Linked DNA regions of Mus musculus: region 2 is linked to region 1. A link is a loop called in an ENCODE intact Hi-C map of the cell type or tissue named here. Cell type or tissue: heart. All regions are shown on one strand. Each heading gives the region's core, and the rest is flanking DNA. Links, peaks and the distances in the headings are about the cores only. Region 1 overlaps Rbpms (RNA binding protein gene with multiple splicing). Region 2 overlaps Rbpms (RNA binding protein gene with multiple splicing).

Region 1 (12,519 bases), core at 1,808-9,807:
CACTTCCTGAGTGACCGTGGATTTTCTGGTTCGTGCAAGCTAAGCTAGCTGTCTGTATATTCGGGGCCTTGGGAAAGAAATTAGGTTTTGCTAACGTTTTGTTTTGATAACACACATGCGAAGGTTAGCATCACTTTTGGGAGTCCACTTTCTGCCATGTTCTTTGCGTACATAGAGCTCAGACCTTCGAAGCTGGCTGCCGCAACCTGGACCTACTGGGTCGTTACATTGGGCTTTCAACTGGTCTTTAAGTTGTAGTGCATGGTGAATTTGCACACAGACCCTCCATACTTGGTTCTGTAATACAGACTGGTTAACTGGGGCAGTGATCTGAGCATATAATGTAGAGATCATTTCCATCCCTGCACCACGGAGCTTTGTTTCTGCTCTGATTTTTTAAGAATAATTATTTGTCCTTTCACAATTCATGTGTGTGTGCATGTGTCACGCACGCACACACACACACACACACACGTCTACCTGTCTGTCTGTGTCACGTGTGCTGGTGCCCTCGTTGCAGGTTGCTGTAAGCCCCCGACTTGAGTGCTGAGGACCAAACTCAAGTCCTCCAAAGAGCAGCAAGTGTTCTCTCCCACAAAGCCCTCTCTCCAGACTCCCATGTTTCTTTACCCAATTTCTAATCTTGCAGATTTTCCCTGTGCCCTGTATAGGCCTTTTAAGTACAATAAATTATGTGATTGACGCAGACATACTTCGCTGATTTTCATAAACAGTAAAAGAAACAAAACACCCAGCGAGGTTGACTACCAAAATTCTTAGAGTTCCGTCTCTCTGGTGTCCAGTGACTCTGGCCAACATTAAGTAGCTGTGGATCACTGAAAGAATCTATTCACAAATTTGGTCTGCATCATTCCGTCGTGGTGGTGGTGGTGGTGGTGGTGGTGGTGGTGGTGGCGGTGGCGGTGGCGGTGGCGGTGGCGGCGGTGGTGGTGGTGGTGGCGGTGGCGGTGGCGGTGGTGGTGGTTAGGAAGAGGTGGAGGTGGCGGCAGCAGCTGTGGCTTGAACCCAGGGTCCTGTGCCTGGCAGTAGTGATCTGAACTCAAGCGCACACTCTGTTTTATTTAGTTTGTATTTTGAGGCTACATCTCTAAGCCAGCTCTCTGTGTAAGGTTGAATGGAGCCAAGACCACAATCATGCCCACCACACTCAGCTAATTGTGATCAACTTAGCATGTCCTGTTTGCTTTGCAAGCACTCTACCAACTAACTGGGCTGCATCCATTGGCCCTGGTGAAGCTTCCACCTCGACTCCCTCTTGTCTGAGTGGAAGTATTAGGGACAAACCTGCCTTCAGGACATGGGATGGGGCCATGCTTAAGTGTGCACAGTGTCCCAGCAGTGAGGAAGGCAGAGAGAGTAATGAGTTTCTGTTCAGGGGATGCCACAGCCACTTTGGTATTTCTGTGTTATAATACCCAGGACACCTCTGTCCCTTCTTGGGCAGTTGCCCCTATTCACCTCCAGACTTCATGGAGTGAAAGTGGTATTGTCGTGGTCCCTAGGGGAAAGAGTACCGTCTGCTCTCTGGCCCATGTTCCTTTTCATACAATATCTATTTCAAAGTCACTCTGTAAAATTCTGCTTTAATGAGTGACTGGCTGGCTGTGTTTGGCTTGCAGACAGCCCCTTCCTGACATTGTCAGCGTACAGGTTTTTCAGTCATCCTTTTCAGGAGAGTTTGAGGCCATAGAGGCAAAAAGTTCAAATGCCCACGCCCTCGTAACCTTTTGGAAAATAAGCTCTGGCTGGCGCCGACTGTGTTGACATGTTAAAGATGGAGTGTATAGTTTCTTCAAAGGCTCTGTCCGGACTTTATAGTTATCCTAAACAGAGCAGGTTCTCCTCGGGCCCAGTTGCATGCGCAGGGGCTCCTGGCTAACAGAGTCAATCTGTTCTAGTGGAAATCAAGTTCGCTTGCCTGAAGCCGGATACCTCTCGCTTTCTGTCTCAGTCTTGCATCAGAACCAGTTTCTGTGGTTAGTCCCCGGCCCCAGGAGCAGGTCAGACTGTAAACCAGCAGACAGCAGGCTCGAGACGCAGAACAGAGTCCAGCCTTGCACGGAAGTAGAATCCTGTGGACTGAAGGAATTCTCTCAAACTACACCACACTGGATTGAATCGCCGCTCAAGAGTCCCAGCTGGCAAAATCAGGGCCCAGTATCAATGCAATCGGCTTTGTTTCTACAAGTGATACAAACACCTTTCCAAAAAGGTGGGAGGGAGAAAGGCGGCCGGGGTGGGGGGGGGGGGAAGGAGATAAAAATTACACATTCTGGAAATGATGGCCATTTGATGCTAGACTGGGCTCTCTTGTGTCCCTTCAAAGCAATATAGTTTTACAGTTCTTAAAGGAACAACCCCCCCTCCCCCCTCCCCCCACAGTTTTCATTTATGGATTAACATGAAGGCAGATAGATAATATCTAGCAACCTAATGCTTCCTTTGACAAGGATTTGTGACTGGATTCATGGCCCTGTGGAGGCTGAGCCCATCGTCCCACAGCCCACGTGTCCAGAGACGGCCCTTCAAGTGGGGGGTCTGCTTAGTGAAGTGTAACGGTATCTTACTAACGGAGAGGCACCAGTGCAGTCAAGTGGGTCTAGCTCAAGCGAGGACAGCAAGCATTACATTTAGATTATTCAGAGGTAGCGCCGGGACAAGCACTTCTTGGAGGTAGTTGGATTAAGGAAGAAGACAGGGTCTGCCATGGTTTCTCAATGGGCGCCGGCCCAGCAGCCCTCACTGTGGTATTAACAGCCCTGAGGTTTCTGCCAGCAGCGTCCTTATTTAGGGAAGGCATGAGGCGCAGCCGCATCCAATGGATGGTCCCCATTGTTCATTCTTCTCTGGAACCCACGTGCGCCTAGGTCTGCGCACAACAGCCGTGATTATTATCTGAACAATGTGGTCTTTATGAAACAAGAAGCCTGTCCCAGTCAGGAGAAACAGAGCACTGGAGGACGGTGGCTTCTTAAGTATTCACCTGGGGACGGGAGGGGGTTACTTCGTGCCGCTGGGTCTTCCTTCATGTGGCAGTGTCGCGATTGAGCTGAGCCTGACAGCGCACACTTCTCACCCCTAACCTGCCGGGAACTGAACCCCAGGCCTTGCGCATGCTGGGCGGACACTAACCATCTCTGTTCGGACCCCAGCCTCTCTCAGTGAGGTGTGTGCTGTTCTGGGTGGATCTGACTCATTCTTACCTCTCCCACTTAACACCAGGTAGGTGGTCAGCAGCCCACAAGCACCTCCCAGCTCCAGTTGTCCTCAATTGGTTGGGAAGCAAGCAGTCTATAAAATTGTGTGAACTTCCTGTTTCTATAGATGACCCTCCCTCTACTGAGCACCACACGGCTCATCCTGGGCATCCTCAGTCCTCCACTGAGCACCACAGAACCCCGCCTGTCCTCCTCCAGCTTTTGTTAGGTTTTTTTTTTGTTTTTTCGAGACAGGGTTTCTCTGCGTAGCCCTGGCTGTCCTGGAACTCACTGTGTAGACCAGGCTGGCCTCGAACTCAGAAATTTGCCTGCCTCTGCCTCCCGAGTGCTAGGATTAAAGGAGTGCACTACCATGCCCTGCCTCCTCCAGCTTTTTAATGCAATTTCACTGGGACACAATGGTGTTTGTTAAGTGGTAGAAATTTTCTAATTCCTTTTCAGAAATAATGGTGATACGAGGAAGATTTCCAGGTATGGATTTTTTTTTTTTGCAAGTCTCTTTCATTTCCTGCATTTGTCAAGTCTTGCTTTTTTCTTTGTGTTTGCGATGGGTCACACTCTCTGTAACTGCCAGCTGTTGTCTCTGAATGAATCCTATCCAGGTAACCGATGGTCTGGAGTGGTTTGTCTTAGCCCCGTCATCATTCAGTGTGTGAGGCTCAGCTGAATGAAAAGGTTCTTTTCCCAGACCTCGAGGGAGAGCTTTGTGTAAAAGCCTGGCCAGAATCTGTTTTCAATCTGTTTTATGATTCCTGCAGAAGTGAAAGCTGATAACACTCCAGAAAACTATAAATCCGTTCCACCTTTCAGCCCCCGCCAGCCCTTGGAGCATCTTTCACGTGTGTGCTTACCTGTTGTGCTGGAAGTGGCACGCCCTTCAGAGCCCCCCCCCCCCTGAAAACAGCTTTTATTTCAAACTTTTGCTTTTAATTTCTAAAGTAAAAGCAAGGCCTTTCAACTTAATTTCCTTCTGTTGAAAGCCCTGTCCCCGGGGTACTGCCTCGCTCTGTGACCAAAGTGCCCTTTGAAAACAGAAGACCTACTTTCTCTATACGCTCTTTGAAATACAGCAGTCCGAGGAGTATAAATCAAAGCCATAAGAGGTACCGCTTCATACCCAAGGGGTGGCCAGCACGAAGATTGGCAGCAGGTAGTGTCTGGTCATGGGTGTGGGGAAATCAGGAGGCTTGGGTATTTGTGGGGGAACTGAAGTGGTCTGAAAAGCTCTTCTTCAGAAAGGTTAGCATACAATTACCTCATGCTACAGTTCTGCTCCGAGGGTGGCAAAAGTGTGTGTTCATACACAAGCCTGTTCCCAGGTGTGAAGTGGCCTCATTCATAACACAGTAAAGAAGCTGAAACAGGGTTGTGAGCAGCTCTGTGGGCGACGGCCCCTGTGGTCACGCCTAGCAACCCCAGTTGGAGCCTTAGAACTCATGTGGTAGTAGGAGAAGACTGGTCCACACTGGTTTTCCTCTGACATGCAAGCACCAAGAGGCATGTAGTTGTGTGCACATCTGGGCACGCCCCCCCCCCTAAAATACAAACAATCTAATGCCCATTAACTGGTGAAAGATGTTAAATAACATGATTATTCAACAATTGAAAAAAAATCAGTGAAATACTAGTGTGTACTTGGACAACATAACTAACCCTAGAAAACCGTATTCTTGTTAAAGGGTCCTGTCAGAAAAGGCTACATGCTGCTGCATCTTACTTCTGCAAATTTAACTGAGCTATATAGTCCTTCAGATTGGATGCATTATTATTTGTGCTTGTTGGGGAATGAATTAGGAGAGAAAAAGGAGAAAGAGAGTAAGTAGTTGCTAATGGGTACTGAATTTATTTTTGAAATACAAGAGAAGCCCAGGAAATCTGTTTTGAGACAAGTTTCATTGCTTAGCCCGGGCTGCCCTTGAACTTGAACTCCTCTGGCCTCTCAGATGCCACCCCACCTAGCCAAAAGAAATATTTTGAACATAATATTGTATAATTAAATGGCCTCCAATCCCTGGATCTCTTGCCTGTGGCTTTCCCACACGCTGTTGTGATCGGAAAACTTGAGTCTAGCGTGTTTCTGAATGGCTAATGGTCAGTCTCTCAGCCGATATGGTCAACTGTAGGGGAGAGGAGTGAGTTCCTTATAGGAGAAGCAGGTTGCTGGGAGACTAGTCACTGTTTAGTCAAGCCCAGCCAAGTGGTGATCTCACTGAGCCTGAATCTAAAAACCTAGGAAATCGTCCACCGGGTCACTCTGTTTACTCCTGAGAGCTGGGTAGCACTTCCTCCCCCGGGTACTGTTTTCTGTTGCTACTGCTGACAGTAACCAACAGTGCTGATTCAACTCATTGTTCTCAGTGCTTGGTATTTACTGATAACCCTGCAGGAAATCACTTTCCTGCCCCTCCCTGCAGTCTCACCTTTTGAGTTCTTAAGCCTTCCTGCAGGGAAGTGTTAGCTCTGGAAAAGAGAGATGAGACAGAGTTCATGAACATCACCTGTGTGTAGGCAGGGATAGGACAGAGCCGCAGGGATGAGCCCGTTGGGCCAGCTGCTTCATGGTAGAGACTGGGTCATAGAGAAGCTGTCTGTAGGTTGTAGAATAGCCTCCTTTGCTTGCTAAAACCAAAAGATTGTAGCAGAGCTCCAGAATAGGAGATTTTACCCCTAAGTCACGGAGCAGAAGGAACAATAGAAGATCCGGCCCTGTCACCAGGATAGAAAGGGCGTTGACTCAGTAGCAAGCTTAACTTTTCCTTGAGGGCCTTGTCGGGTTCTTTACTGTGTTCTGGGATCCTAGGAAGTCTGTTGATACGCTATGAAGTTAGATGATCTTTTTACAAAGGATTGTTTAAAGTGTGTGTGTGTGCGCGCGCGCGCGCGTGTTGTCCGTCTGTCTGTGGGTATGTGCATGTGAGAGCAGTACCTATAAGAGGCTAGAGGAGGGTACTGACAATCAAACTCGGGTCCTTACAAAGAGCTCTGTTACTCTTTACTGCTGAGCCATGGCTCCAGCCCTGAACATGGTCCGAGGCTAAGGAAGAGCCAAGCTGACCACTATAATAGAAAACGGGTTTTCCTGTTTTCCGGTTCTCCGTGTAATTTCTGGTACTCTGTATTTGAAAGTAAGAGTGGATTGGGCAAAACCTGGTTGCTTAAGCAGAAAGCTATTTTGTCCCCCACCTCAACGTAAGCACCTTGCCTGGCTACTTCTGGAACCCCCATTCCTTAAAGCGGAAGAGGGTTTTTTTCCATTTGGTGTTAGTTAGGTGTAGAGAAAGGACAGTCTGAGCCTCTCAACCGGAAGGGTCTGAGCAAGCCGAGCCTTGGGAGGTGGCAGCTCTAGTGTAAGTTTTGCTTTCTGTGCATGCTTCTCCCATCCTGTGGCTCACTAGCCTGTGAGAGAGAGTGGGGGATTTTGACAGTGAGTTTTGTGGGGCTGGAGTGCTGCTCTCAACAGAGACAGTTCCACATGACTGCTCATCAGAGCACACACTTGAGAACCGGTGGGCTGGGGTGTGGTTGAAGCCCCATGACCCATGCAGGCACTTGGGGAGGGAGGCAAAGAGGCCTGAGAGTTGGAGCCAGTCTGGAGTAGAGAAGACCCTGTCTATCAGTAAATTCATTAGAATTTGGGCTTGGACAGTAGAGCTTACTACGAGAATACGAGTTCTTAACCTTGATGAAAGCCCGAGGACCCCTTTACTCGAGAGTTTGAGAGAAAATCAGCAGGGCAAGCAGGCTGTAATTCCTGGCAGCTGCCGGGAACAGGGAGTTGAAGGAGAGAAGAAAGTTGTGCCTTTTGAGCTAGAACACAAGAAAGGGAAGGCCTGCCAGCAGCTGTGTGGAGGTGGCAGGGGTCCTCAGAAAAAGGAGAGGACACAGGGTGTCTAAGCCACTTGCTTAGGGTTTTGGCTGGTTTCCAAAGGAAATCAAAAGTTGGAAAGGGAAAATTGAATTATTTTTTAAGTGAGACCTCAGAGAAGCTGTGAGGCTTAGCATTGAGAGTCTTGGAGCCACCACGGCCAGGGGAGGGGCTTCTGGAATGTGTGGGCATGTATCTCCTTAAACAGATAATCAGACTCAGCATCCCTCAATAAAAAGATAATCAGTCAGGTGCCTAAATTTCCCACCAGGTGGTTTCCTGTCACGTGATTTACAGGCCGCCCGTTTGAATCAACTCCTGAGGGAAAGAAAACTCTAGTATGCTTTTGTCACTCACCCAGAGTCAGAGATGGGACTTCATCATGATGTCTTGAGAACTGGGGCTTCCTGTATTGTTCAGGAATAATGAAAGGAAAGGAACTTAGTAGGGCAGCATTCTGATTGTTTTCCCTGAGGTATTTCTGCCTGTTTGCCTTCTAAAACGGTATCTCTGGTCTCGATTACAGGTCCTCTTGCTTGGCTTCCAGGACCTGGCATACAGGGTGTGCATCAGCCTGTGCTCTCTTTGCCTTCCTTGCTGTGATAAGTCACATAGACATGACATAACTCTGAGAGGGAAGGGTTTGTGCTATCACAGAAGGGGTTCACATTAGGAACTCAGAAACTACCTGGGAACCCTGCCTGCGGCTGCTCACTGCCTTGCTAGATAGGAAGCTCTCGCTCATTTGCTTTATTATTTTAAATGTATTTCTTTTTATGTCTAAAGATAGGGACTCTAGCTCTGGTTCATCTGCCTCCATATGTAAACTTGGCTAGACTTAAAATACAGAGATTCTCCTGGTTCTGCCTCCCTACCACTGAAACAAAGGTGTGTGCTCCAGTGCTCGGACAGGTTGATTTATTTATGTATGTTAGTCTTGTTTGCTTTTGTGTGTGTGTGTGTGCGCTCGTGTGCCTGCGAACAGTACTCACAGAAGCTAGCAGAGGATATCGTGATTGGAGTAACAGTTTAGAGTCGCCGTGGAGATGCTGGAACTGAACCCTGCTCCTAAGCTAACTTTCTTACATCCAGTTGCCCTCCACAGTGGGCCCTGATATATCAGTCATTGATCAGGATGATCTCTCACAGACAAGACCTTAGGTCGGTCTTATCCGAGCAATTTCCCAATCCAATGTCCCTCTTCATACAAGAGTCTAGGTTATATCAAGTTGACATTAAAAACTAGCACATGGTACATTGTTCTTTTGGATATTCTGTATTTAAAAAAAAAAAAAAAGGTATTCTCAGTTTGCAAACATTGACTCCCCGGATGGTAAAGCCTGCAGACTAGGTTCGGGTAGGTTGAACTTGTCTGTCATTCCCGAAGGGTAGAACTGAAAGACTTTCCTGCAAAGAAGAAATTACCATCCAGAAAGGGAAGGGCCCACACTTGGTAGCACGTGTCTTTAGTCCCAGCCCTGAGAAGCAAAAAGTTTTGTGAATTTGGGGCCAGCCTGGCTTACACAGCAAGTTCCAAGACAGCCAAAGGTACATAGTGAGACAAAAGGCGACACAAAAAAGGGCCAGATCCAATTATCAACCCCACTATTCATTGGCCAGTAAGAATCAGGCGTGAGCCTTACGCCGTTGGCAGACTTGGGGAGACACAGTGTTTCTCAAGCCTGGTCGCTCTTTGGAAACACCTAGGAATTAAGAGCTAGCTAGGCATGGTGGCTCTCGATGCCGGCTTTGGAAGCTGGGATAGGATCTCTCTGAGCTTAGGTTATAGAGTGAGACACTGTCCTTAAACAAACAAACTCCAAAAGCAAAATATTAGAAACCTTACTCTTAGAGGAAGTCTGGCAACTGATCAAAGCTCCTGTCACTAACTTGGGGACCAGAAAGACATCTTGTGCCTACTGAAACCATGATGTGTGTAAACCAGGAATCTGCACACACAATAGAGTTGAATTGAGAGAGAGTTTACAAAACAAATGGCCAGGACTGTCAGAATGTCAAGGAGATGGAGCAAGTGACAGGTGAATGCCCCTGGGTTAGATGCTGGATCATAAAACCCACTTTTCAGGAAGTGACGATGCAGTAAAGCTAATATATTACTTTAAAAAGCTTGGTGAGAGGCTGTGTATGGCGGCATAAGAGGAGGAGTGAGGTGAAGTATGTGTGGTAATGTGCCAGCGTTTCAGGAACTTGTGTGTACTACATATCTGTTCTCTTAGTTGCCAGTAATTTTGGAGTAATTTTAAAGTCATAGATAGGAAGGTAGGTAGGAGGGCAGGCCATGACACATGTGGCAGTCAGAAAATAACTTTGCAGGGTTAGCTTGTTTCCAGTTTCACATGGGTTCCTGAGGTAGAACTTAGGTTGTCGATCTCACACCTTTATCCACAGAAGTAAGGGGAAAGCGCCAACTGACTGTTGTGTGCTGGAATCTCTACTGGGACACGGCTCCAGGCCCAGTAGCCCCCTAAGCAGTCCTTCGTGCCAGTTCTAATGTGATCTCTTTAAAGATAATTTATTTAGTGTTTGCCACAAAAGGTGCACATGTGGAGGTCAGAGGGCAGCTCGTGCACACTCTAGAGAGGGACCACTGAGCTACCTTCCCAACCAGCTCTTCTTGCTCCAGTCTCTTCCTGTCTTCCTGCTGACCGCCATGAATCCCGTGACCACTGCACGGGTGGCAGCAGCGTTACCCGGCAGTCTTGGGAAATAGGACTTCCAGTCCTAGAACAGAAGTACTGCATCAGAAATTGCAGTGCCCCAGCCCTGCAAACAAAGCAAGTCCTCACTCGGCCTTGTGAGGACCTCAGCCGCACAGGAACTGCAGAGCCCTCCTGTGTGAACACCCCTGTCTGAGCTCACCTGTGCTCGTGGCCACTCCCACCACCACTTTGTGACTCTGCTCCTGGTGAACTTGGGCTTTGATCTTGCACTATACTTCCCTCATTCTCCCAGGCCCTTGCCTGACCTGAAACTGCCCTGTGTTCTCTGATATGCAGCAGACTCCCAAGGGTGCGCTGTTGCTCGCAGTGGCATGCCATCTTGCACAGGCTGCCCTGTAAGGGTTCAGCCTCTAAGTCATTGCCAGATCTGGATTGCTGGGGACTGTCACCTGCCCCCATAGCAGTTGGTTTGGGTGACTTGTAAATAACAATTTCTTTCTTTTATTACTTTATACTGATCATTAGAAAGTATCTTTTTGGCCCATGTAAATAGGCTGACATATATGTATATATTTGAGATTTATTTTATTTATATGAACACACTGTGGCTATTTTCCAGACACACCAGAAGAGGGCATCAGATCCCTGTGAGCCACCATGTGGTTGCTGGGGGTTGAATTCAGGACCTTCAGAAGAGCAGTTAGTGATCTTAACCACTGAGCCATCTCTCCAGCCCTACCATTTATGTTTTCAAGGGAGTTTTGCTACATTATAATAAAGTTTTGATAAATTATTAGCTGGACGGTCCAGAGTTGATTTTTGTTCCCTCCCCGCATGCCATGTCCTATCTGTGCCCCCCCCCCCCCTTCCAGCATGTTCTTCCTCCCGCAGCTCATCACCCTGTATCATTTAAAATGTTTGGGTCTTGGCTAATCCCTATGGATAGAAACTTAGTGGAGCAGGATATTGATTACCAAATATGGTATTGCTGCAAAGGATGCTGACGGAATGTGGCTTGTATTCTGAGCCTCTGGCCGCCCAATGAGCTGCCAAACAAATTAGGTCATTTTAACTTCTGAGCTTTCTTGTTTTGTTTTGTTTTTGTTAATAAGATGCTGGAACTTTGATTTGGAACATGATGTTGATGTTATTTTAGCTAGAACAAGAGAAGTGTATGGGGAGGGGGGGCAGGGAGGACAGAGGCTCGGTCCAGCAAGTTTTAGGTTGGCTGTGTACAAAGCAAGCACACTGACCGTCTTGGTGGGTCCTAGAAAACCCATAAGAAAGCCAAAGGGTGGAATTCAGACGTTCAACCCCAAGACCTAAGGACAAATGCTATAGGGCCTAGAGGCTTGTCATCTCTCCTCGGGTTGATACAGGCTCAGGACTAAAGGATGCTTCAAAGAAGGTTGGTGGGGGTTAGTGTAGGAAAGAACTTTGTGAATTACGTGCTGCTGCTGTGTCTGATGTGCTCTGGTGTGAATGCACAGGGTCTTCTGGAGGAACAACGGTTACCTCTCAGCAAAGGCACCGCAGTAGTCCGTAGTTGGGAATAGTTGATTGTAAGGGCAACACAGTTCTTTGTTTTGTTTTCCTTCAACACAGGGTCTCACTCTGTAGCCCATGCGATCCCCGAACTCATGATAATGCTATGGCCTCTGTTTCCTCCCATGAGCTACGATTCCTGACGGGAGCTGGTGGTAACAGGTGTGGTGGGAGGAAGTGGCTCTCAGTTGTACGATCCCAGAAGCAATTGCTGCTCCAGGCAACAGCCTTGTCTCCCAATGTATGTTGTGGGAGTACAGTCAGACAGTTTACTAACTAAGGGTCCTGAGTTATTGTTTTGTTTTGTTTTTATTTTTTTAATTAATTTATTTATTTTATTTATATGAGTACACTGTAGCTGTCTTCAGAGACACCAGAAGAGGGCGTCAGATCCTATTACAGATGGTTGTGAGCCACCATGTGGTTGCTGGGAATTGAACTCAGGACCTTTGGAAGAGCAGTCAGTGCTCTTAACCACTGAGCCATCTCTCCAGCCCCCCGTCCCCCAAGTTTGATTTTTTTTTTTTTATATTTCATAAACCTGGTCCTTCTCTTTTTGACCTTGCTGGTTAGATGTATACAGATGCAGTGCTCACTGCCCCTCCTAGTGTTATCTAGCCTTAATGGTTGTCTTCTCAGAAAATAACCAAGTCAGGACTAGGTTCTCCTACTGCAGGTTATCTCTGGGTCAGGGCTGTTGTCTGCCCGCAGCTGCCCAATGCGGGTTCTGGTGACTGTCAGTCACTGGCTCTTCCTGTGTCTTTGGAGCCGAACCTGTGAAGTTCAGAGTCACTGGTCTGCAGAGCTACGAGAGTCTTACTAGTTTCCTATAAAACCAGTCCTAACTTTTCTTTAAACGAAGAAAGGCGGGTATCGTGTGGTGCACATACAGGAAAGTCTCGAGTTAAATGAAAACTAAGGAAGGGTTGTGGGGACCTCTTGGCCACAGAAATGAAAAGTTTGTATTCTTAGCATAATCCAATTTTAGGATTGAGACAGACGCGGGGTCTGATCTGGTGTGTCTTTTTGACACTGTTGGTAGTACTCAGATTTCCTGGCATTGAACGGTTTCCACTAGATTGCTAGTTTTGCTTGGTCATGGAGACGTTCTTGAGTGAGGGAGTCCTGAAGCCCACTTGATGTGTAGATCTTGTAGTTTAGAGTGCCTGGAGTCCGCTTTCCTAAACAT
Region 2 (12,519 bases), core at 1,683-9,682, 60 kb before region 1:
ACATATTACTTTTATTTATATATAATTTGTAATATAATTGTGTCAGTAACCTTCACTTATGTTTGTTCGTCTTAGTTACTTTTCCTATTGCTGTGATACTTCCCCCCCCCCCCCCCCCAGACAGGGTTTCTCTGTGTAGCCCTGACTGTCCTGGAACTCACTTTGTAGGCTGGCCTTGAACTCAGAAATCCTCCTGCCTCTGCCTCCCAAGTGCTGGGATTAAAGGTGTGCGCTACCACTGCCTGGCCCGCTGTGATACTTGTGACTGAAGGGAGAAAGGGCTTATTTTATTTAGTTTGTGGTTCAAAATTCTGGTAAACGGGGCAGTGAAGCGGCTTTGTGGATTACAGCCTCACCAAGGAAGCAGAGAAGGAAGAGCTAGGGAATGGAGCCACCCATGGTGGGCAGGTCTTGCCACCTCCATTAATGGCAATTAAGGTAATTCCTTTCAGGTATATCCAGGGTCTGATCTTCCAGGAGTTTCTAGATTTTAATCAAGTTAGTAATTATTTTGTTTGCTCATCCATCTGTTGAGGAGCGTTTGTGTGGTTGCCCTTTGTGGGGTGGGGGAAGTTTCATTTGACCTCCAGCTTCCTGGATTTCTAAGGGCCTGGTGTGCACTCTTCATTCCTCGGCGTCCTGTTCCAGTTTACCTATGGGATGGGCGTTCTTTGTGCCCCTGTCAGGCTGCAGTTGGGCACCCACTCACCGTGTTCACGGATCTGCCCGCTCCAGTGTGGTGGCTTTTTAGAGGTGGTGTTCAGATCATGGGTTCCACCTGGAAGGAATCGACTCCATGGTAGTTCTCCCTGACTGGTGGGCTGGTGGCTTGTTAGAAAGCAGTCTCTGTGTCGTGAAGAGCAGCTTGCGCTCTAGTTGGGACACACCAAGTCACTAGAATCCTGCATCAGATAAGCCTCTTTACAAGCCTTTCTGAAGTGTCTGACATTAGCGATTAGTTTTGGCTTGCCTTGCTCTGAGACAGAGCTGGCCTTGAACTCGTGATCCTCTCATTTCTAACTTCCTGCTTTCAAGGCTTGCAGGCTAGTGTTTTAAAGTGTACAATTGTTGCTCTTTATTTACAGTATACGACTTCAAGATATCTTAGAGCCTCAAAATACTTAACAATTGTGACTCATTTTGAGGTTTTGTGCTCATTTCAGAAAATAAAACACAACCTTTCACTTGATGCAACAGTTTTATATATTAAAAAAAAAAGTCCAATCCTCCATTGACTGTATAGGTTGTTGCTTCCTCCCTCCTGGTTTCTTCTTTTTCTTCTTTCTTTCCTCCTCTCTTCTCTCTCTTTCTCGACAAGGTCTTTCTTTGTCTTGGCTCTCTGCTGAATCTTGGCTGCCCCAGAACTCAGGCTGGCCTCGAACTCAGAGAGATCTCCTACCTCTACTTTCAGAATTCTGGGATTAAAGATGGGCACCGCCCCTGGCTTGTTTTGCTCTTTACTGGCATAGTAATCGCAGTTGCTCCGTTTCTTTCCTGGGAAGAAGAAAGCACATTTCACCCCCTTTTGTGTGTCTACGGCAGGCCCCGCTCTGGGCTTTGCCTCTCTCCTGTCATAGACTGTTCAAGTGGGAGTCGCAGTTATTTTAAGGTCTGGAATTTTGTGGGGACTCTGTGGGAGATAGGAGAGGGAGGGGAGCCTGTCCCTCACTTGCTGTCAAAATTGAGAAATAACTTGCCTCCCTCCTGCTCATTAGGCTTGTCTGGCCTGGAGCCAGGTGCCCAAGGAAGGTGTCCAGCTCCCTCTCCATCTTGCTATAACTAAGTTTAATTAATCAGGGATCTCCCCCACCCCCACTCTTGGAGTGGATTCCACGGGAAGGAATGAGTTAATATTTGCAGAGGCCTCTGGAAATGTTAAGTGCTTGGTGGCATTCTTATCTGCTCTCTAGCATGATCTCCTTATAAGGCTGTCCCCTGAGCTGAGGACCTGAAGTGCTGAGCCACCCCAGAGCCCAGGTGACTGTGGCAGTCCGGGACAGCCAGCCAGCCTTCCTAGGGTGGGCTCCGGTGTCCTATTTTAATACTAGTGATACCACATTTTGCTAATTGTTAGTGTTGGTCTCACAACTGCGTCCCCCCCACGTCTTACAGAATCTATTTTTAGTGTCTTCATGATTCTTGTTCCCCCAGCACCAATTATAGTCAAATCCATTTGGATAGAAGCGTTCATTCAGTCAAAGTTAGGTTCTTAAATTTTCTTTTCCTGGAAAACTTACTCTTTAAACAAACAACAACAACAACAAAACAAAAAAAACCAACGGGATGGAGAGATGGAGAGGTTAAGAGCACTGGCTGCTTTTCCGGAGGTCCTGAATTCAAATCCCAGCAACCACATGGTGGCTCACAATCATCTGCAATGTGATCTGACGCCCTCTTCTGGTGTGCCTGAGGACAGCTACAGTGTACTTAGATATAATAAATAAGTAAATCTAAATAAATAAATAAATAAAACCCCTATTAAAAAGTAAAACACATTCCAGTAGTGCCTTATGTACGTTACAAATCAATAAATTAGTATGTGTAGATATATTTTTAGTGCTGTGGCTTAACTTAGATGGTAGAGAGTTTGTGTAGAATGCCTGTAGCTATGGGTTAATCTACAGCACAGAACCATAGTGGTGCCTGCCTGTAATCTCAGTTACATTCAGAGTTAAAGGAATGTAAATGTCTGTCTTCTGTCTGTCTGTCTCTGTTCCTTTTTCTCTGTGTTTCCCCCTTTTTCTTCCCCATCCCCCACTGCCTGCCTGTCCATCTCATAGCCAGAGTGTCCTTGAACTCACTTTGGAACTGAAGATGGCCCTAAACTTTTGATCTTTCTTCCCCCATCCACTGAGTCCTCAGTAGACCCCATAGGCTGCTTACTGCCTACATATGTTGTTGGTGGTGATTGAACCTGGGTGTTTTTGCTTGTTAAGACCACGTAGTCTGCTGATTTTCCTGTATCAGCCTTTTAATGTAGATCTATACAGATGTTTCTTTCTTTTTTTTTTTTGTTTTTAATATTCTGTAAACATGGGAATTTGCAAAAATCAAAAGTGAATCTTCCAGATTTTTCTCTTGGTTGTCAGTGTAGTGATAGCGATTTGTACTGTCACGAGCTTTGCGTGACGAATGGGAAGGCCCTAAATACAACTTGAGCTGAAGTTGGGGATTAGGTGTGGGATGCATTTAATTCCTCTGTGTGTGTGTTTGTGCATGCGTGCTTTTTAAAATAGGTCCTCGCGCTTGCATTTCTTCCTCTAAAGCTCTAGTACTTCAGCTGACACTGTTTTAATCGATCCCTGTTTCTCTAGAAGTGTTGACATCTACACTTGAATATTTAAACGTAAAATAGGAAGGATGACAGATAGCTCTTAGACTGTACCATGATGGATGCTCTTGCAGTTGAATACTGTTAAGACAAATATTTATAGACGGAGGAGGGTCAAGGGATTGGTAGGAGGCAGGGTACTGTTTCTTAAATCCTTGTTGACTTTTGACGGATTTGATCACCCTTTTTGCCCATCCCTCCCCCCTTTGTTTTTCAGTGTGGCCAGAATAAAAGGCATTGGGATATCGGTTATTCAGTAAGTTGTCTTAATGGCTACCAGCATTAACATTAACGAAACACTTGTGTTTATTGGGGCAAGTAGCTTGTAAGTAAATATCAACTCGATTTAGAGCCAAAGAACAAATATTTTTGGTGAGCCTTGGACCTCCTGTGTCCGAGTGAATGTTTTCAGGCAACCATTTGTTTATAGGAAATGGTTCAGAGTGGAGGAACTTTGGCCCGAGCAGCGGTGGGCAGTGGGACAAACTGGGCAGGGTCTGTTGCTGGTTAGTTCATTTGATTAGAACAGTATGCTAATGAACTCAAGGTCACTGGGCCATCTGTGTATGGGTCAGCTAACCCTGCTGGGATTCCAGACCTTGGCCCGGAGGCTGGGCGATGTATTTGTCCCTGGTCCTGAGGCTGGGGAGTGGATGTATGGATGTGAGCCCATCCACAGACCCTGCGGAAGAACTTGAAACAGATGCTTTGTAAGTTTTGCATAATAAGTGACAATCTTATTGAGAGTCCTGGGAAAAAGTATAAGGAAGGAAACTAAAATCACCTTCTATTCGTGAGCTGACAGAGGTTGCCTGTTGGGTTTTTCCATCGCTGGAGTTCTCTTGGCTTCTTTCTTTTCTCTAAGCCACCCCTCCGTGCTCCTGCCTTTCTTCCCCTTGGATTCCTGGTCAGCTGCTACTACTCCTTAGCGGTCTGCTCTGAATCTGCATCTCTTATCCTTCACCCCCACCTGTGGTGTCTCTCTCTCTCTCTCTCTCTCTCTCTCTCTCTCTCTCTCTCTCTCTCTCTCTCTCTCTCTCTCTCTCTCTCTCTCTCTCTCTCTCTCTCTCCTCTCTCCTCTCTCTCTCTCTCTCTCTCTCTCTCTCTCTCCTCTCTCTCCTCTCTCCTCTCTCCTCTCTTCTCCCTCTCCCCCTCCCCTGAGCTCCAGATTCCGATATTAACACCAGCATCCATACCACCTCCAAATGGGTGTCTCCGCTCAGTTCCAAAGCCCCGGAGTTGTGCTTGTATTTATCTCTATTTCCAGACCTGCCTTCCCATCTGCAGGAGTCTCCCTTCATCCCGTGGTCCATCTGTCTCTCCCCTCCTTTAGGAACCCATCATCTGTCTTCACTGCTCCCCAGAAGATCTCTTGATTTAACTCCATCTTCCCAGACACTGGACCAGTCTGGTCACCAGCAAACCATCACCATTTCCTGTCCCTAGACCTGCTTCCGTCCCTCCAAACCAGGGCCAAGAGAGTCTCCTGGAAAGAACGCTTCCTCTGTGGCCCCTCCCCTGCTGTGGCCCCTCCCCTGCTGTGGCCCCTCCCCTGCTTTACTCCAAGCCAAGCTTGAACGCAGAGGAAGGACATCCTGAGTGCTTTGTTTTGTTTTAACAGAGTAGAGGATCAAATCTGAGGCCTCCCTCCCACACGCTTGGAGGAGTCCAGCTTTGAGCTTCAAATGCCCCAGGACATCCTGATTTCCTTATCTGAAGTCCTGAGGTTTTTCAGTTTGGCTTTGCTTTAGCCTTATACTTAAAATAACCTCGTGCAGAGGGCTACATTTTAGTACAATGGATCTCCTTTCTAACAAACAGCCAAGAGATGTAACTTTACAGCAGGGGATTTTCAGAATTGGGAAATCCCTGCAAGCCAGGATATAGAGTGTTTCTTCCGGGTGCACTGGTTAGTTTGTGTCTTGGGAGTTGGAAGATGGGCAGTAGGCTAGCTCTGCCTCCTGCTGCTTCTTGGGTTTTCCTTTTGTCCTCCTCCGGGCTACATAAGTTAAAGGAAATGATAAAGGCATCGAAGGCCTCTGTTAATGATGTCAGTGTTTGCATAAACATTAACCCATTGTGCTTTGCTGTCTCAGAGGCCCTTTCTTTGCGCTCCAGACCTTGGTCAGGGAAGCTGTGTAAAGTCTTTTGGTTATTTATGATCACTGAAGAATTTGCTAGTGTGTTCAAGTATTTTACTTTCAGAAAAACAAACGACCTATCTACGTGACTGGGTGTTTTTACCAGACTCTCAGGCGTTACGGGAGTTACTGTTCTTTTTCCTCCTCCTCCTCCTCCTTCTCCTCTTTTTTTTTTAATAAACATAACCAATTTTTTTAATATAAGATTTATTTATCTATTTTATATATGAGTGCAGTGTCGCTGTCTCTAGAAGAGGGCATCAGATCCCAATACAGATGGTTGTGAGCTACCATGTGGTTGCTGGGAATTGAACTCAGGACCTCTGGTAGAGCAGCTAGTACTTTTAACCCCTGAGCCATCTCTCCAGCCCCTGTACATCTTCACTACTTAGTAACTGATAAGGTTAGAAACATGGACATTGCCCTGGAAACCCTGCTTTCATAAAGTTTTACAAAGTTACAAACAACAGCAACACCAACAAACCAAACTTACAGATACCCTTGCTTTTATTTATTCTTACTTAAAAAGGATGTGGCAGACCTATCTTACCCCAGCACTTGGGATGCGGAGGCAGGGGAATCTCTGTGAGTTAAAGCTCAGCCTGGACTATAGTGCGTCCCTACTCACTGAATAGTAACTCAGTATAGACTTTTTTTTTTTTTTAAATTGAAGACCAGGTCTTTCTAGGTAGACCAGGCTAGCCTGGAGCTCACAAATATCCCCCTGCCTCTGCCTGGATTTGTTTTTTTTTTTTTTATTTTAATGTAAACACATAGAAACATACACAGCAAATAATTCAGGTGCTTCCTCCCCCAGTCTCCTCCTCCATGTAGTCCTCCATTTAGAAACATATTACAGTAAATAGTTACATCCGGCTTGAAGCCCTCTCTTCCTTCTGCTCTCTCTTTTGGGATTACAATGTGTGTTATCACGGACTTTTAGGTTTCCGCTTGACAGTCTTGGGTCGCAAATGTTGCGTGTGAGCTGTAGCTCATAAATTGCTTATTATTTTTGTTTATTTTATGTGTATGAGTGTTTTGTCTGCATTTTGTGTGCCCAGTGCCCATGAAAGGCAGAAAGGGGCATCAGAGCCCCCTGAAGTTACACTTTTTTTTTTTTTTTTTGGAGACAGGGTTTCTCTGTGTAGCCCTGGCTGTCCTGGGGTTTGTAAACCAAGCTGTCCCTGAATTCACAGAGATCCCTCTGCCTCTGCCTCCCAAGTGCTGGGATTAAAGGTTGGAGTTATTCTTAAGAGTTGCCCAGTGGGTGCTGAGAGTCAAACCCTGGTCCTTTGGAAGAGCAGCCAGTGTTCTTAACTGCTGAGCCATCTCCAGCCTCGAAGCTTATTTGTTTTAATTGACATAATTGTATGGTTAGATAACAGGCAGCGTCTCCTATTGACTGACATTTGAGTTGTTTTTAAAATTTGTTGCTGGCTACACAGAAAAACCCTGTCTTGAAAAACCAAAACCAAAAACAAAACCCCAAAGCCAAATAAAATTTGTTGCTTTTGCTAATAAAACTATAAGAATCGACTTTGTAGCCAGGTGTGGTGGTGCATGCCTTTAATCCCAGCAGAGGCAGGCGGATTTTTGAGTTCGAGGCCAGCCTGGTACTACAGAGTGAGTTCCAGGACAGCCAGGGCTACACAGAGAAACTCTGTATCTTTGGGCACAGATATACATTCTGATTGGGCAGTGTAGTTGGCATGACTGTGCTCATTAGAATTCTCCCTAGTATATATAATCATTACGATGAGAAATACACGTTTTAATATTTTCAGTATGTTCTTTATGATACCTGCACATTGTTAAACATTTGTGAGTAAATAAGCCACATAGGCATGAACAATTTCATGTTCAAGAATTTCTTTTCACCATTTTTTTTAATAGTTTACTCTATCCTTAGACCTTGATCTAATGGAAAGACTTAATGGAACTTGTAAATAAAGTCACAATTTATTTTGAAAAGAACTATGATAAAGGGACTTTCTTGCTATGTATTAAACTCATTTCATGTTCTTGATTTTAAAAAAAGACCAAAAAAAAAAATCACCAGATGAAGAACACCACAGCTAAAGCCAGTTAGAGGCGTTTCCTGCTTCCCTGTGCCTGACCGTTTGCCTGCAGTTCTGAGGCTCATCTGGGGGTTCCTCATCACCAGCTAGAAAAGCCATGGGGAGATGTGCTTCCCTGCACATTTCCCATAGCCTTGAACTGTGGGCCGGAGAGAAGAAGCTAGTGTGAGTCCAGCTGGTTAGGTCGCTGCCTCTCTTCCCCGGGAATGTGGCTCACTTACAGGAGAGTAGTTTAGAGGTGGGGGGCGGAAAGGAAGGGGGTCCCAGGAGCAGGGAAGAGAGCAGATTAGAAAGAAACCTCAGATCAACTTGCTATTCTCTAGTATTTTAGAGACGTTGTGAGTCAGAAGTTTAAAATATTTGTTAAATTTTGTGAACAGTTTTTATTTCTTTTCCTTCTATGCTTCATTGTGTGTGTGCGCGCGCGTGCGCATGTGCAGGTGGGTCAGAGGACAGTGTTTGGGATCTCCTGGACTGCCCCGAGGCATCGGTTAGCTCGCAAAGCGAGCCCTCTTTCATGCTTTCAATTGGTTTCTGCTGAATTATGAACAAGACAAAAGAAAAAGTGTAGTAGAGATTAGAAGAGATTTGGAATTTGTGTGTAATGGCTTGCAGGAAGATTTGGCAAAGTTAGTTGGTGTGCCGTAGGGCATGTGGGGTGTGTGTGTGTGTGTGTGTGTGTGTGTGTGTGTCTGTCTGTCTGTCTGTCTGTCTGTCTGTCTGTTTATGTCTGTGTGTGCCTTGTTTGAGCTGGCCAGTTGCAGAACCTTTTGTATAGCAAATTTGCTAGCATCTGGGGTGGAGCTAGGGGGAAGCAAGTTTAATCAGACACTAAGTGACTTGTCACCTGACATCAGCAGCTGGGCTGATCAGCACTGGACAGGCAAGTCTGCAGTAATCCATCTTCCTGCAAGTCTCACAAAGACAATGGGGGAAGTGTTTGATACTTTTGTGAATCTTCTACAGTGTTTGGTTGGAGTGTATTTCTCATTAACATTTCCTCAAAGCACAGGTTTGAAATGTATGTATGTGAATGATATCGTGTGTATTGGTTTTCTTAAACTTGAAAACACATCTTTTTAGGTATTTACAGTAGTCTTCAGACATGGGATGGGCTAGCTAGGTGTTAGCCACACACTGGGATGGGCCAGTGGCTGTAACAACAACCAACCGTCATTGCATTAAGGATGGAGGTTGAGGGAAGTTGTCCCAAGAGTGAGGTGTGTAGGATTAGCTGCTATACTTCATTGCACACAAACCTGGGCTTTGTTTAGGCACGAGAAGCTGTCCCCGGCACTTCCTCTTAAAGAGCCACACAGGGTTTCAGAGAAACTCAACATTATTTTTCTGAGCAAATTTAAATAATCTGAGGATGGATTTTTTAGAAAACCTATTTGGACACAGTCTCTTTGCTCCCTTTTTCTTCCTTTCTTCTTTCCTTCCTTGTGGGGTGTGTGTGTCTGTGTGTCTGTGTAGACCCAGCTGTCCTGGAACTCAGCTACACAGACCAGGGGCTGGGCTTGAACTCAGCGTCTTGCCTGCCTCTGCCTCCTGAGTACTGGGATTAAAGGCGATGTCACTACTGCCCAGGGTCGTCCCCCCCCCAATTATTTAAATTAGAACACAAAAAGCCACAGGGGAAAACATTTAACAAATATTCCTTCTTGAACAAACTTGGAGGGGGGGGGTCGTAGTTCCCCAGGAAAGCTCTTCTCTGGCAAGGCCCTAGGCTCAGTCTTCCTGGGGTGCACACCCCTAGAGTTTCATCTTCAGTGGTGATTAAGGTTGTGTTTTCAGTAGGTATTTGTTTAGATCTGCCGTTTGCGCTCCAGAAGTGAGCAAAGCACGGGGTTCTATCCATTGAGCAGATGCCTTCTAGTTACAGGACGTTACGGAGTCCTGTTCCTCTCAGCCATCCAAGCAGGAGGACCGGGATCCGGCTCCAGGGGATCCGGCTCCAGGGCGTCGAGCAGTAAAGTGTATCCTACAGAATCCATGCTGGGGTCGCCCCTGCCTTGAAGCGTCCCAGCTTCTCCAGCTGGTTCCTGCAGGCACAGAATCAAGCCCGGGCTCCGTGACCACTTCCCTTCCTAGCAGTGTCTCCTGGGCTTTATTTTCCACTGTTGGAGATCTAGACTTAGACAACTGAAACGCTTGCCCCTTATCTGTTTCCATCACCTTGTGGGTATTTATAGGTTAACAGTTCTCTGTTTGTTTGAAGACCTGTCTGGCCTGGTGTGTGTGTGTGTGTGTGTGTGTGTGTGTGTGTGTGTGTGTGTGTGTGTGTACACATGGGTCCTGGTTGCCTAGCTACCTCTGAGAGGACCTGGTGAGGCCTGGTGTGGAAAGGAGAAGCAGGAGTTAGGCCTGCCTTTCTCAGTGCGGTGGGGCCATCCACTGTGGCACAAAAGGCCACTTCCCCTGTGTTCCTGCTTCTTTGCTCCCTTTTTTCCCCATCTTACTGTTTCTCATTTCTGCTTATATGTCGCGTCCACCGTGACCAAAGAATCAGTGGGATACGTCGGAGGGTGAAGGACTTTCCTGGAGAAGTAAAGGTTAGCTTAGATTTTTCTGAGACAAGCTATCGAATCAGTTGGGAAGAGAGAAGATGCTGGGGGGTGGGACGGAGGGGAGAAAAGCACACATTAATAGTTTTTAAGGAATCTAATCAGAGAATGCAGTCAAGATTTCTGTAGTCTCTGCCGGGCATGGTGGCACACGCCTTTAATCCCAGCACCCGGGAGGCAGAGGCAGGCGGATTTCTGAGTTTGAGGCCAGCCTGGTCTACAGAGTGAGTTCCAGGAAAGCCAGGGCTATACAGAGAAGCCCTGTCTCGAAAAACCAAAAAAAAAAAAAAAAAAAAAATTTCTGTAGTCTACCTTTGAGTCCTTCAGTTTTGGTTTGACACACCCAGCTTCCTGTCTGGCTTCCGCTTATCAGCTATTGCCTCCCTTACCCACAGGAAGTATATATCCTAAGACACCCCCCCACCCCCCACCCCACACACACTCAAGTGGATAGCTGGGATGCCAGGTAGTGCCTGTTGTATTAGTTTTTCCTTTCTTGGTTGAATATGAGCCTGGAAGATGAGTAATACAAAGAAAACAAGCTTATTTTTCTATCTCAGTTTTGGAGGTACAGTGGTACTGACCACTGTTTGGATCTAGTGAGGGAAGCCAGCGAACCAGGAAAAGTTGGGCTTGCTTATATAGGACACCGCACTCAAGCTCTACCCCCCAATATTTTGTGCATGTGTGCCGCTGAAGAGAGCATTAGATGTCCCTGAAGTTGGAGTGACAAGCAGTTCTATAGTGGCTGACTGGTACTGGAAACCCAACATGTCCTCGGAAGAGGTCTTGCTTCCTTCCTCCTTCACTAGCTCCTATTTCCCTAGCCCTCTCCCCCTATTTCCCATCTCACTCTAGCTTGGCTGTTGTGGAACTTGCTTTACAGACCAGGCTGGCCTCAGATTCAGAGATCTGCCTGAAAAAGAGCATGTGTCCTCTTAACCACTGAGCATCGCTAGCCCCAGGACTTACTGGTTAAATTTATACTTCAAGCAGTTTAACAACAATCGCTGTTTTACAAGTAGAATAAGATCACCGACAACAATTATGAAAGACATCTAAAATGTTTATCCCTGTGCTGGAAAAGGATGCTGTGGCTTCTCAGGCATACCTCTTTTTGTACTTGGGGGGTCATTAAGTTAGAGTGGAGCAAGCGTCACGGTGACCTGACTGTTGAAATAGTTGAGGCGGCTGTCCGATGAAAGTGGGGTTTGTAGACAGTGCTGGATGGACAGAGGGGTGATTCACATCCTGAGCGAGATTTCCTCATGAGACTCAGAACAGAATGCAAGTCAAATTTACGGCTTGTTTATTTCTGGAATTTTCCATTTAATCGGTTCAGGCCATAGGTTACTGCAGCTATCAAACTGGGGAGAGCGAAGCCGTGTCTGAAAGAGGGAAGCTACTTCGTTTCTTTGAGGCTAGTTGTTAGGTGTGACAGTATGATTTACAGTTGGGTTCCAGTTACATCACTAAGTATAAAGCTCAGACCCCGATAGAACTTGAATAATGAAGTCAGGAGTGGGAAGCCACTTCCGTGTTACTGTTTGGAAAAGGACTGGGCTGTAAAATGAAGACTGTTAGAAATCAGTCTATAATCCCAACTTTTATGAAACGGGAAACCTCATTTAAACCAGTTACCTAAAGTGTCTGATTGGTTTAGACTCCTAACTAGGTGTGCCTGTAGTTAGCTGTACTCCCTGGCTGGGTGGATTTTATGTGTCTGTGTGCCACATACATGCATGCAGTGCTCACGGTGACCAGCAGAGGGCTCATGGGATTTTCTGGAGCAGCGGTTACAGACAGTTGTGAGCTGCTGGGTGCTGGGAATTGAAGATGTGCCCCTAAGCTGAGTTTCTAGACATGCGCCTGGTAGCTTTTAGCCTCTCTGTTTGTGAGAAAAGAATAATAGTGCCAGCACCTGCTCTGAGGAGTTGTGAGCCCCCCCCCCCCTGCACAGAAACTATTGGGGGGAAAACCAATACTCTTTACTTGCAAATGTTCTAACACAGAGTGACCCTGATGCCTGGACAGTAACGCAAAGCCCCGTGAAAGCAATTAATGCTCAGTGACTGACTTCTCGTCTGCTGTGTCCTTGAGTCATGAGCATCTGTTCACAAACTTTACACAGCTTTTATTTTTCGGAAAACAAACACACAGCATTAGCCTGTTATTAAATATTAACTGCTAGGGCCGGTGAGATCGGTCAGCAGGTAAAAGTGCTTGCCACGCCTGCCGGACAGCCTCGCTTCAGTCCCTCATGGGGACCCAGGTATTCACTAATGCCCACAACAGTTCCTTTACCCCCACCCCCAATTCTGTTTTCTTAATCTTCTTGTTTTCTCTCTCTCTCTCTCTTTCTCTCTCTCTCTCTCTCTCTCTCTCTCTCTGAGAAGTGAGCA

Evidence for each region. Peaks named below come from ENCODE experiments on the same cell type or tissue, not always from the same donor. Only the 100,000 strongest peaks of a DNase experiment are listed, where the experiment ranks them.
Region 2: it touches region 1 in a loop (3-fold over the local background); 3 of 42 quality-filtered maps call a loop at or near these places.

The regions. Positions count from the first base shown.
Region 1 is chr8:33,835,343-33,847,861 of GRCm38, reverse strand. The region is part of intron 4 of Rbpms (RNA binding protein gene with multiple splicing); the gene reads left to right. Among named protein-coding and RNA genes, the nearest start is that of Gm51528, 82 kb to the left of the region's middle. In heart, for the core only: no CTCF peak of the experiment used is centred there; a DNase peak (open chromatin) is centred at 5,451; H3K27ac peaks cover 4,258 bases.
Region 2 is chr8:33,895,308-33,907,826 of GRCm38, reverse strand. All of the region lies in intron 1 of Rbpms (RNA binding protein gene with multiple splicing), which reads left to right. Among named protein-coding and RNA genes, the nearest start is that of Gm51528, 22 kb to the left of the region's middle. RefSeq lists an enhancer at 758-4,006. In heart, for the core only: a CTCF peak has its summit at 2,400 (motif pointing left); DNase peaks (open chromatin) are centred at 1,816, 3,906 and 4,886; H3K4me3 peaks cover 3,884 bases; H3K27ac peaks cover 7,583 bases.